Regions from separate parts of the Homo sapiens genome. Here region 1 is linked to region 2. Evidence: chromatin loops called from intact Hi-C (ENCODE). Cell type or tissue: tibial artery. All regions are shown on one strand. Links, peaks and the distances in the headings refer to the core of each region. The heading gives the core; the rest is flanking DNA. Region 1 has its middle 190 kb from the start of HTR2A. Region 2 has its middle 280 kb from the start of HTR2A.

Region 1 (5,393 bases), core at 288-5,287, 93 kb after region 2:
CTTTAGCCATGGAGTGGCACAGCACAAAGGCCCTTCTCAGATGCTGGTGCCATGTGCTTGGATTTTCCAGCCTCCAGAACCACGAACCAAATAAACGTCTACTGTTTATAATATAAATTACCCAGTCCCAGGTATTCTGTTGTAGCAGCAGAAGATGGACCTATCTTAGCAAACCTCTAATGAAAAATAATTAAATTATTTAAAAGCTGCTGAAATAAATTCACTTAGAGATTAAGTATCTCCTTAAATCTGCTGACAGATTTAATATTAATTGCAGATATACCTCAAAGTAAACTTCTCAGGGATTATACTCAGAAGCAATCCATTCTCAACCTACTGATGATGTACTTTTAAAGCTTCTCTCATAGAATCTGAGTTTGAGATACTTTTACATCATCTAAAACAGCTATCTACCAAAAATTTACAATATTCTTGCAGATGGGCATGCAGCCTAAACAAGTAAAAAGGGTTTCTTGTCTCATAAATCCACTCATTCCAACACTGGCTCTCTAAGAGTGAGAAAATTCTCCTTGATATGAACCAAAATTCACCTTCCTATAAATTACATCTATTAAGTCCAGCCTATGGATCATAAAAATTCTTTTTGTTCATCCACTAGACTTCAAATAACTGAAGGTCATTGTCATGTCTGTTTTAGTCTCCCTCTTTAGTTAGTGATTCTAACATCCAAATCAGTGTCTCTTCATGCTCTTTTGATCAAAGCTTTCTGTGCCTTGGACTCATCCAGTAATGTCTCAGCGCCCACCCCAAGACCAAACTCTAGAGCACCATCAGCATCTCACCTGTTTTATGCTACAGGTATTATAGACACATTGCCTTAGACCTATGAGCTTTACAGATCTGGGCGTCGATAAAAGTGAATTACTGGCTTCAAAGTATTAAAACCTAAAAGTTGAAACTAATAAAAGTTTTACTGGATATACATAAAACATATTATGCCAATTCATTACTTATTAAATTTAATATTCATCAGAAAATTATTCCAGATAAAAACAATCTGTAGGTTTGTGTTATTTTAACTTCTCAGTAATTCCCAAGTATGTATGATGATTGCAGAGAAATTAGAGCTAATCATAACTTAAATGAGTTAGGTAGCTGAAGTGCTTCAAGAGGGAAAATCATAAAAATCTTTCCAAAATATAAGCAACGTGTATTTAAAATATGAGTGATATTTGCATTTTAACTGAAAGTCAAGGATGTCAACAGAATTATAAAGGTCTGTGAGGGGTCTTAGAAATGACCCTTAACATTATAAACAACCTCCCTAAGAACCACCTAAGAGATCTATGAGAAATGCAAAGTTCTAAGCCATACCTCAGCTCTAATAAATTAATAGTCTAACGTTTCAGACCTACTCCTTTTAACGTAAACTCCTAGATCCTATTAGCAACTTTTCCTTATTTCTTAATCACTCTTACCTTGACTTTTAGCCTGAAACCTGTCAGGCACACAGACATTTGTATCCTTCTCTTGGCTCTAAGCAGTCAGCCCTTCCATTGTTACTACAGTGTCCCAAAAATACAGCATAATCAACATAGCAACATTAATTTAAATTTTACCCAATAAGTATCAACAGAAAAATACTAGCAAAATAAATTATCAAAATAAATTTATTCTCAGCATCCCCAGTGCTAAACTGTCTTCCACTTTAATTTTTTCCTTCTTGCTTCTTGCTTCCAGCTTGCATTGCTTAAGGCATGAATGAAAACTCTGCTGCTCTGGGTGCAGAACCCAAGATCAAACAGGGTGGGTGACCTATAGCTCAAGAAATGTATCTGTAGAGTCAGAGTGTTCTGACTACCAGACCCTGAAGTAAGGAAAGACTCATTCCTTGAGCCACTTAACTAAGTAAGAAATGCAAAGGTCTTTTTGAAGACTCATCACCAAGCCAGGAAGCACTGACATTTTTGTCTAGTGGTAGATTTGAGTTAGTCATATTTCTAAAAATAATTCTAGCACTTGCTGTGCCTTAAATGGTCTCCAAGGACCCTGAAATAGTGACGAAGTCTCTTTAAATACTACTGGGATATGACTTAGAGGCCAAGAACTACAGAGTTCAATAAATATTAATAAATTTTGATGTTAAAATAAAAAAATTACTATAGAATATTCAGCATATCTGCTTTTTATATCATTTTCTACAGGAGATTAAATTCTAGACACAGCCAACACTGGTCTAACACCAATAGCTGACGGGATAAAACATTTATCATTGTGAGACTGCTTATAAAAAATAGCAACCCCTTTCTTAAATTAAAATCAACTTCTTTGAAATCAAGTATATCCATTTAAGGCCTTAATACTAAAAAAATAACATCTTGCGGAGGATTTTTTAATATTCGACTTGTCAATGTATCTGTCCTTTGCCAAAAATAAATCAGAGTGCTAAAAGACAACTTTGGCAACAGAACTTAACATAATTACTGAATCTTCAGAATGAAACATTCATAAAAATAAACACTGGCCACATGCCTGGACCCATATAGAAATTCGGCTTGGTTCTGTATATTGATGGCACATTTAACACAACCAATTTCACTATAGATTAACAAAGCTCAGAAGAGATATATATAGATAGAATCTAGCTATCTATCTGTATCTATCACCTCTCTCTATATATAGATCTATATAAAGAGATAATTACATAGATATCTATATCTACCAATAATTATATATAAATATCTATAATTATATGCATAATTGACTTTTTATACAAGCATAACTAACAAGGACAAAGAGAAAAGGAAAGGTAATAATAACAACAGAATTTTGGAAACTGGAAAGCAAATGGACAAGTGGCAATTTGCTTGGCAGAACTGAAAGAACCAAATCCTAAGCTGGCAATGGGGAAAACTGAAAAGCAGTATGACTTACACAGCAGATGCTCAAAAGGCTATGAATTCAGACCAAGGGCTGAGATCTATATACATGCTATGATAAGAAAGATTGGTTTAAAGGACATACAATTAAGTATGGGATATAATAAGTATGGGATCCCAGATCCCATACTCACTTGATGCTGCTGAGTTACTGCCACTCCTCCAGGACCGCAGAATGCTGAAGATTTCTTCCCTGGAGAGAGTAAGGCACAGGATCACTGGACTCACAGGTACACACACAATGAAGATGCTAGGGATACCTCACTGCAAACAGGGAGTAGGGGACACCTCAGTGCAAAAAACTTTAGCATGTTGGGTGCTGAGGTCCTAGAGGTTGATTCCCCTGTTGGCTCTCAAGACAATGGCAACCCTGTCATTACTATCCAGACAAGACGTTACAAGAATCTTTTCTGCGAAATCATATTAGATCAGCCTAATTTAAAGGACATCAGAGAAAACTCCCACCCACATGCTCTGAGCCATCAATCAACTGTACTAGCCCCAATTCTTATATGAGCATCCAACCAAAGATCACCAGACACCTCAGGAAAGCCCCCAAAATAGATACCGAAAGAAACAAACCAAAGAAAGCAACTTAGCAGAAACAGAGGCTTTCTGGGGAAAAGGAAATTTCAGAAACATTATCAATAACATTCTAACAGAGATAGGAAGAAAACATTGTACCTGTATAACAAGAATATAATTTAATAAGGAACACTTAAGGTAGCATTCCTCAAACTTTGTTTTCTAAGGACCCCTTAGTACTCTTAAAAAATTATCAAGGATTCTAAAATACTTTTCTTTATGTATGTTATAGTTTTTTATATATATATATGAGATAAATTATTAAATTTTATTGATGATTCAGTATAACATATTGTATGCGTGATAAATAGAACATGAATAGATTTTTATGAAAAACTATAATTTGAAAACAAAAAATAGTGATGATAGTGATGTTTTACATTTTTCCAAATCTCTTCTGATTTAATAGCTGACAGTTGGATTATCATGCCTTTTTCTGCATTCCATCTGTTGCGATGTTCATCAGAGATGAACACACAAGTTCATCTCTGGAAAACCTTTTTATACTCATAAGAGTGAAAAAGAAAAAAATATCTTAGAATTATTATGAAAGGTTTTTACCTCATTGGCCCTCTGAAATCAGGAGCTCTTGAAAATTAATGGCAGAGAAGAAGAATTATAATAGAGAACTTAGAAGATTTTTTTAGAAAATAGAGCAAAAACCCAAAAATAATAGAGGGGGAACTTTTTTAAGACTTGATCACCCAATATTTACATAAGAAGTTTCAGAAAGAAAAAATAGAGAAAATGTTATTGTCATAGAAGAGACAAGAGAGCTTTTCAGAAGTGAGGACATGAGTTCCAGATTGAAATTTTTCATCAACTGTTCAAACAAGTGAATAAAATTAGACTCATACTAGTTTACGTCACTAAATGGCATTTCAGAACTGGCACTGAAGAAAAATCATAAAAGATCTAGAGAAAAAAATTAGTCACACCCAAAGAATTGAGAAACAGAAAAACCTCAAACTTCTCAATAGCAATTCTGGAATCTAAAATAAAATGGAACAATGACTTCAAAATCCTGAAAGATGATTACTAGCAGCCTAACTCTTCATCAAGTATAAGAGTAGAACAGAAATGTTCATAGAAATGCAGAATCCCAGGAAATTTTTCTTTATACATTAATTCCCAGGAAACTACCAGAAAATGTGTTCCAACCAGATAAATCTTTAAACCACATGCAATATATATGTATATGTGTGTGTGTATATATATATGCACACACACGCACATATATGTATACATACACACACACACACGCACACATATACATATATATATACATATATATATATATAAACATGTGATACAGGAAACAGAAGATCCAACTCAGGAAAGAGGCAAAAGGAATACCCAGGATGATGGTAAAGGAAGATTTCCAAGATACACATCTGTGTCCCAGGTGTAAAGCAACACATCTAGAAGGAAGCGGATCAGAAGGTACCAAGAGAGATTTCCATAAAAAGATGAACCTGATGAGAATACATATATTAAGAACAGCTTTAGACAACTATTAGAAAGTTTTGGATTAAATCAGTGTTACATAAATAGAAAACTAAGCAAATAAGCAAACATGGGTGATTATGAGCTCCAGGGAAACAAAAGGTGGTACATGAAGCGAAATATGATCATAGTTTACTAATCGACATAGCACTAAATTGCATTTATGTAATCTTAATTGTACAAAATCTGACAAAAATTATAACTCTCTTGAGACAATTGGATGGGAGAAAGCAAGTATGCCTGTGTGACATAAAACACGAGAAAGAAAACTAGTTTTTCTTATTTTATGGTGATAATTCAGTAGAAAATATCTAACATTGATTTTTAAAAAGACATACCAACATAAGCATGATATTTATAGACGTGGAGGTAAAGTCTAAAATCTTAGAGAAAAATGTTTAA
Region 2 (5,393 bases), core at 134-5,133:
CTTTGCTTTGCTCACATGTAGTCCAGCCTGTAAGGGATCATGATTGCTTTCTCTGCCAACAAAAAATCCTTTGGTTTTCTTGACCCCATTTCTGATGGATTCAAGGTTGTGACTTCCTATTTCCCTCACCTTCTACTTAGACATGAGCTAGTAGCAAATCCAGCACTCTCTTCATTTTGCCACTTATTGGAAGAGTAATGGAGCAGCCATCATTGCTGCACCATTTTACTTCTGTGTTTCGCATAAACAGTAGTATTGTTCTCATACACAGACATCTCATTGGGAATATTGTGCTGGAGACAGATATTCCTAGTTGGCCAGTGACCAGGAAACTGTCCCTGGTTGGCTGAATTGTGGAAAAACTGCAAATATGGACCTCTGCTTGGCAAGGAAACAAAAAAATGTATAAAGTTATTAAGGACATTCCTGTTATCCTGAAATTTCACCAAGACTAGGAACTGAAGACAATGGATATTAAATATCCCCACTTTCAATTCTGAAAGTTGTTAATGGATAAATCAGCATATTGTAGAGTAGATCTTGAACATCTTGAAGACTGAATGAGAGGGGGATTCACTGACATAAGAGGGCTTTCCAATGACTAAGGATTTAATATTCTAAGAATACCAGAAGCATGGATGGCTGCAGTGGTGAAGTTAAAATTCTGAAACTACATGGAATAGTACTGAAGTAAAAGTCATGAAACTCATTGGAGGTGAAAATGCTAGAGGGGATTTATTACGTGAAACCTAAAAATTCATCCTGGGAGCACCTAGAGGATACTCAATTCACTACAGTAATAAGGAACTGAATGTTAAGAGAGGTACTAGCATCTCTGATAAGATGAGAAGTAGCAGTCCTTGCAGGCTGAAATTAACAGTAGAAGATTCTATATTGGAACCTGGCCAGGATTCTACACTGAAACTTGGCTGCCCGTTTTCAATAAGAACGACAGGAATCTGGGATGGTAGAGTCCACGTAGTAGTATTTGGTCATCAAATGCAAGGTAGATTTAATGACTGTAAGGGGCAACAACCCAGGATGGCAACCAGGGCCTAGACCCACAGCAATTGCTGGTCATTAATTATATATTATGATGTTCCTAGGGGTAAGACAGATGAACAATGAAATAGGGTTTCTATCTTTCATTTTTAGAATCAGAAAAAAATCAAGAGCTGACAATCAGAAGGCTAAAATCGACTGCTATTATGGGAAATCTCTTGCATTTTCTTAGTCCAGAAGTAAACCGGTTCACAGACTCAAAGTCCATTAATCAAGTGTGGGTTGAGCCCCATTGAGGAAATTCAGTGGGCTTCCCCATTCCTTCCTAAAAGGGGTGTTAATGTGATTTACCAGGATAACTGCACTGTGGAAAGGAAAATCCCAAGACCTATAAAGGACAAGATGATATAGGATCTGAGTTGCCATTTATACTAGGAAAACCACACACTACTATGAACCTGTATTTAGAATGGTTATGGCTTGAGCATAACACATGACAAATGAAGTTCTAGCCCAAGTTCATTTCATAGTGGGTTCAATGGGATCATGGACGTGTCTGAGTGTACATTTGAGATGTATGTACTTAGCAGCTGGCATTATTCTCACATTGGTTTCCTGGTCCATAAAATCAGAGCCAATGTTTTAGGAAAACCAAGTATAAGTCCCTAAAACTGTCCTCCTAACTCTGGCCAAGATAGATAGTTTATCAGAAGCAATACCATGTGCTATGAGGAATTACAGAAATTGGTGTCATCATTAAAGACTTAGAAGTAATGGGCCCCATCATATTCTACTTTTTAAAATTGACACATAACAATTGTACATATTTAGGGGCTACACAGTGTTTGGATACACACAACATGTAGTGATCAGATTAGGGTAATTAGCGTATCCATCATTTCAAATGCTTATCATTTCTTTTGTTGGGAGCATTCAGTATCCTTTTTTCTGGCTTTTTGGAAATATATCCTGTATTATTGTTAACTATAGTCACCCTATGGTGCTATAAAAACACTAGAACTTGTTCCTGCTATCTAGCTATAATTATTTATCCTTTAACAATTCTCTCCCTATTATTTTCCACTTTACTTAAAGAGAGTTCCCATAAACACCAAATGTTGGCAGATGACAGTGGACTACTATAAACTTAAACAAATGGAAGCCTCAAATGCAGCTGTTTCAGAAACAGATTCACATAGCCTTTTGGACGTAGGTTGAGGCTAATGATCCAGCAAATGCGTTTTTCTCAATTCTCATCAATAAGGAAGATAAAAAAGAGTTGACTGTTATATGATGGAAAGGAGGGGACAAACAGCAGTACATATTCACTGTCCTGCTGTGGGGCTGTGTTAATTCACCTGCACTCTAAAAGGACTCTATAGAAATCTATAGATTTTTTATAATGTGTAGAATGTTTAAAATTCCACAGATCACACTGATTCACTAAGAAGTAAGCATTAACAACTACAGATGTCCTAGTAAAACACCTGTAGGCCAGAGAGGAGAAAATAAATACCACAAAGATTCAGGGCTTCTTACATCAGTGAAGTCTGTAGAAGTTCAATTTTGTGAGATATGCTGATATATTCCACTTAAGGTTAAAGACAAGTTCTTGCCTCTTCTATCAGTAAGAAACTTGAGCTACGTTATGGGTATTTTTAGACTTTAGAGACTTAGCCATAATTTTCTGATTCATTTAACAGGTTACTCAGAAAGCTGTTTTGAGTGGCTTCTTGATCTTCAGCACTGTGCTGCAAATGACCCTGGCATGTAGGCCATATGACCCAGGAGTTAAGTGGTACCAAAGTTATCTGTGATGATGCTGTGTGTGTTCTCTGGCAAGACCCAATAGAGGTCACAGTGCAGACTACTGGGCTTCTGGAACAAAACTATGTCTATTTTGAGAAGCAATTCCTGATGTGCTGCTGAGCTGTAGAAAAGACTGAGCATCTGAACATGAAATACCATGTGACTCCTACTGGAGAAACCCATTATGAACCAGATGTTGTCAAATTCCACAAGTCGTAAGATTGGGGAACGCAAGGAAAATTCAACTCACGCCAATCCCTCCTGAGGCATTCTCTGTGATCAATTAAAGACAGAAAATCTTGACCCAGATTCACAGATGACTTAGCTCAATAGGTTAGTACATACTTCAAAAACATACTGCCTCCACACTACAGCCCAACTCAGGGGTTGCCTGAAAGGAATGTCATGACTGAAACCCTCCCAGTGGGCAGATGTGAGAGCAGTATATTGATTTTTGTGCTTTATGTAGAGGAAGTAGTGGCCTGAGACACAGATACTCGTGAACTTTTAGGCACTGATGAATGGCTTAGTTGGGAGGTTATAAGACTTCCATGGAAACATTAGTCTAAGGAAACATTATCCACAGGTTGGCCCATGGAAGTGGGTAAAAAATGTAGATCTTTGTATTTTAAGTTGATGCTTCCCAGACAGCATCCATTGCAGGCAACAGTCTCAATAACCGTTAAGACAGGATGACCAAGCCTGTGGATGGATGTATACCAATCTGTCCTAGCCACCCCAGGGCTTGTGCAATGGGCCTAAGAATGGAGCGCCATGTTGGCAGGAATTGAAGCTATGCATTGAACCATGGTATGGGCTCTCATTCAACCCTTGTTACCTTGTCACTTCCACTACTACATAACTTTTCAGCGTCTATGCTGACACCATTCCAATGGCAATATCCCTTAAAGAGTCTAGTCAGATACAGTTGTCCCTTGGTTTCCATGGGGAATTGGTTTCAAGACCTGCTGCAGATACCAAAATCTCAAGTCCTGATATGTGCATAGGTTATATGCACATCCTCCCATATACTTTAAGTCATCTCTAGATTATTACAATACCTAATACAATGTAAATGCTATATAAATACTTGTTATACTGTCTTGTTTGGGGAATAATGACAAGAAATATGTCTGTACATGTTCAGAACAGATGAAATCCGCAGATGTGGAATTCATATATATGGAAGGCCAACTGTACTTAGTTTCCAGTTGATTAAATGAGATTACTTCTACCCTAGAGAAATAGTAATTCAGCCTCGCCAAATTCCATACTTACACTGATCTGAATTCCCTGCCTGCATTGCCTCTGTCAGTACCACCATTTTAGAGCCTACTTGCATGGAAACTTGCACAACATTGCATCAGACTAAGGGGCTGATTTCACAGCAAAAGAGGAACAACAATGAGTGTCTGTTCAAGGTATCTGCCCAAAGGTGGCTGCCCCAACAGAAAGATAAATTTCCCATGGTCTCACTTAAATGTGGGAACTAAACAACAACAACTGAACTCATGGAGATAGAGGGTATAATGACGAGTGCCAGAGGCTGGGATGTGTAGAGGGGAGGGGGGTTTAAAGGATAGGGTGACTATAGTTAACAATAATTTATTCTACATTTCAAAATAACTAAAAGAGTAGAATTGCAATGTTCTTAATACAAAGAAATGATAAATACTTGAGGTGATATATATCTCAATTACCTTGATTTGATCACTATACATTGTATGCTTGTATCAAAATATCACATGTACCCTGTAAATATGCATAACTATTAGGTATCCATAAAAAGTAAAAATAATTTTCAAAAAGTCCTTGGCTAAAATGCCAGCCCAGAGACAATACCCTGTGGGTTTGAGATGATGTCTTTCAGAATACAGTGTGTGCATTGAACCAGGTAAGGGAATGTGTCCCCAGCATTTAGAATTTGTAGGTTTAGGAATGAAGAGGCATAAGATTTACCCCCATTAACATCATCACACAAGTGACATTCTTGAAGAATATGTGCTTCCTTCCTCCACAAACAGGCTCTGCTGCATTAAAGGGCTGGATTCCCAGTGAGAAATGCTTTCAGCTTGGGGACAGATTAATGATTCTATTAAATTTAAGGCTATGGCACCCTGTCACTCTGGGTGCCTCATGCCAGTTGATCAGCAAGCAAAAAAGGGATAAGAAAGGAGTTACTATAATGGCAAAGTTAATAAACCTTAATTAGCATGAAAAGATAGCACTGCTGCTACACAATTAGGGCTGGAAAGATCACATCTCAAACTCAGAGTATTCAATTGGATGTCTCTTGCTGCTTTTATGATCAGAAATAAAGACAAAAAAGCAATTGTAGTATTCAAAGTTCAAATAGAGAAAGGCAATTAAAGATTCATCTTCCCTTGAGATGAAGATCTGGCTTAACCCCCCGGATAAACAGCCTAGACCAGCTGAAGTGCTATACATGGGTTAGGAAAATCCAGAATAGATGGTTAAGCAGGGAGATGATGAATATCACTTTAAATCTTGAAGCAGTTGTAACTAAAGAAACTGTAGCTAGCTCCCTTAGCTATTTTACATTGTCTTTTGTAGATATTGAC

Evidence for each region. Hi-C counts contacts between places; a loop is a spot of excess contacts. Peaks named below come from ENCODE experiments on the same cell type or tissue, not always from the same donor. Only the 100,000 strongest peaks of a DNase experiment are listed, where the experiment ranks them.
Region 1: it touches region 2 in a loop (5-fold over the local background); 1 of 110 quality-filtered maps calls a loop at or near these places.

Annotation. Positions count from the first base shown.
Region 1 is chr13:47,084,507-47,089,899 of GRCh38, reverse strand. No RefSeq gene overlaps it. Among named protein-coding and RNA genes, the nearest start is that of HTR2A, 190 kb to the right of the region's middle. In tibial artery, for the core only: no CTCF peak of the experiment used is centred there; no DNase peak of the experiment used is centred there; H3K27ac peaks cover 5,000 bases.
Region 2 is chr13:47,177,032-47,182,424 of GRCh38, reverse strand. No RefSeq gene overlaps it. Among named protein-coding and RNA genes, the nearest start is that of HTR2A, 280 kb to the right of the region's middle. In tibial artery, for the core only: no CTCF peak of the experiment used is centred there; a DNase peak (open chromatin) is centred at 2,771.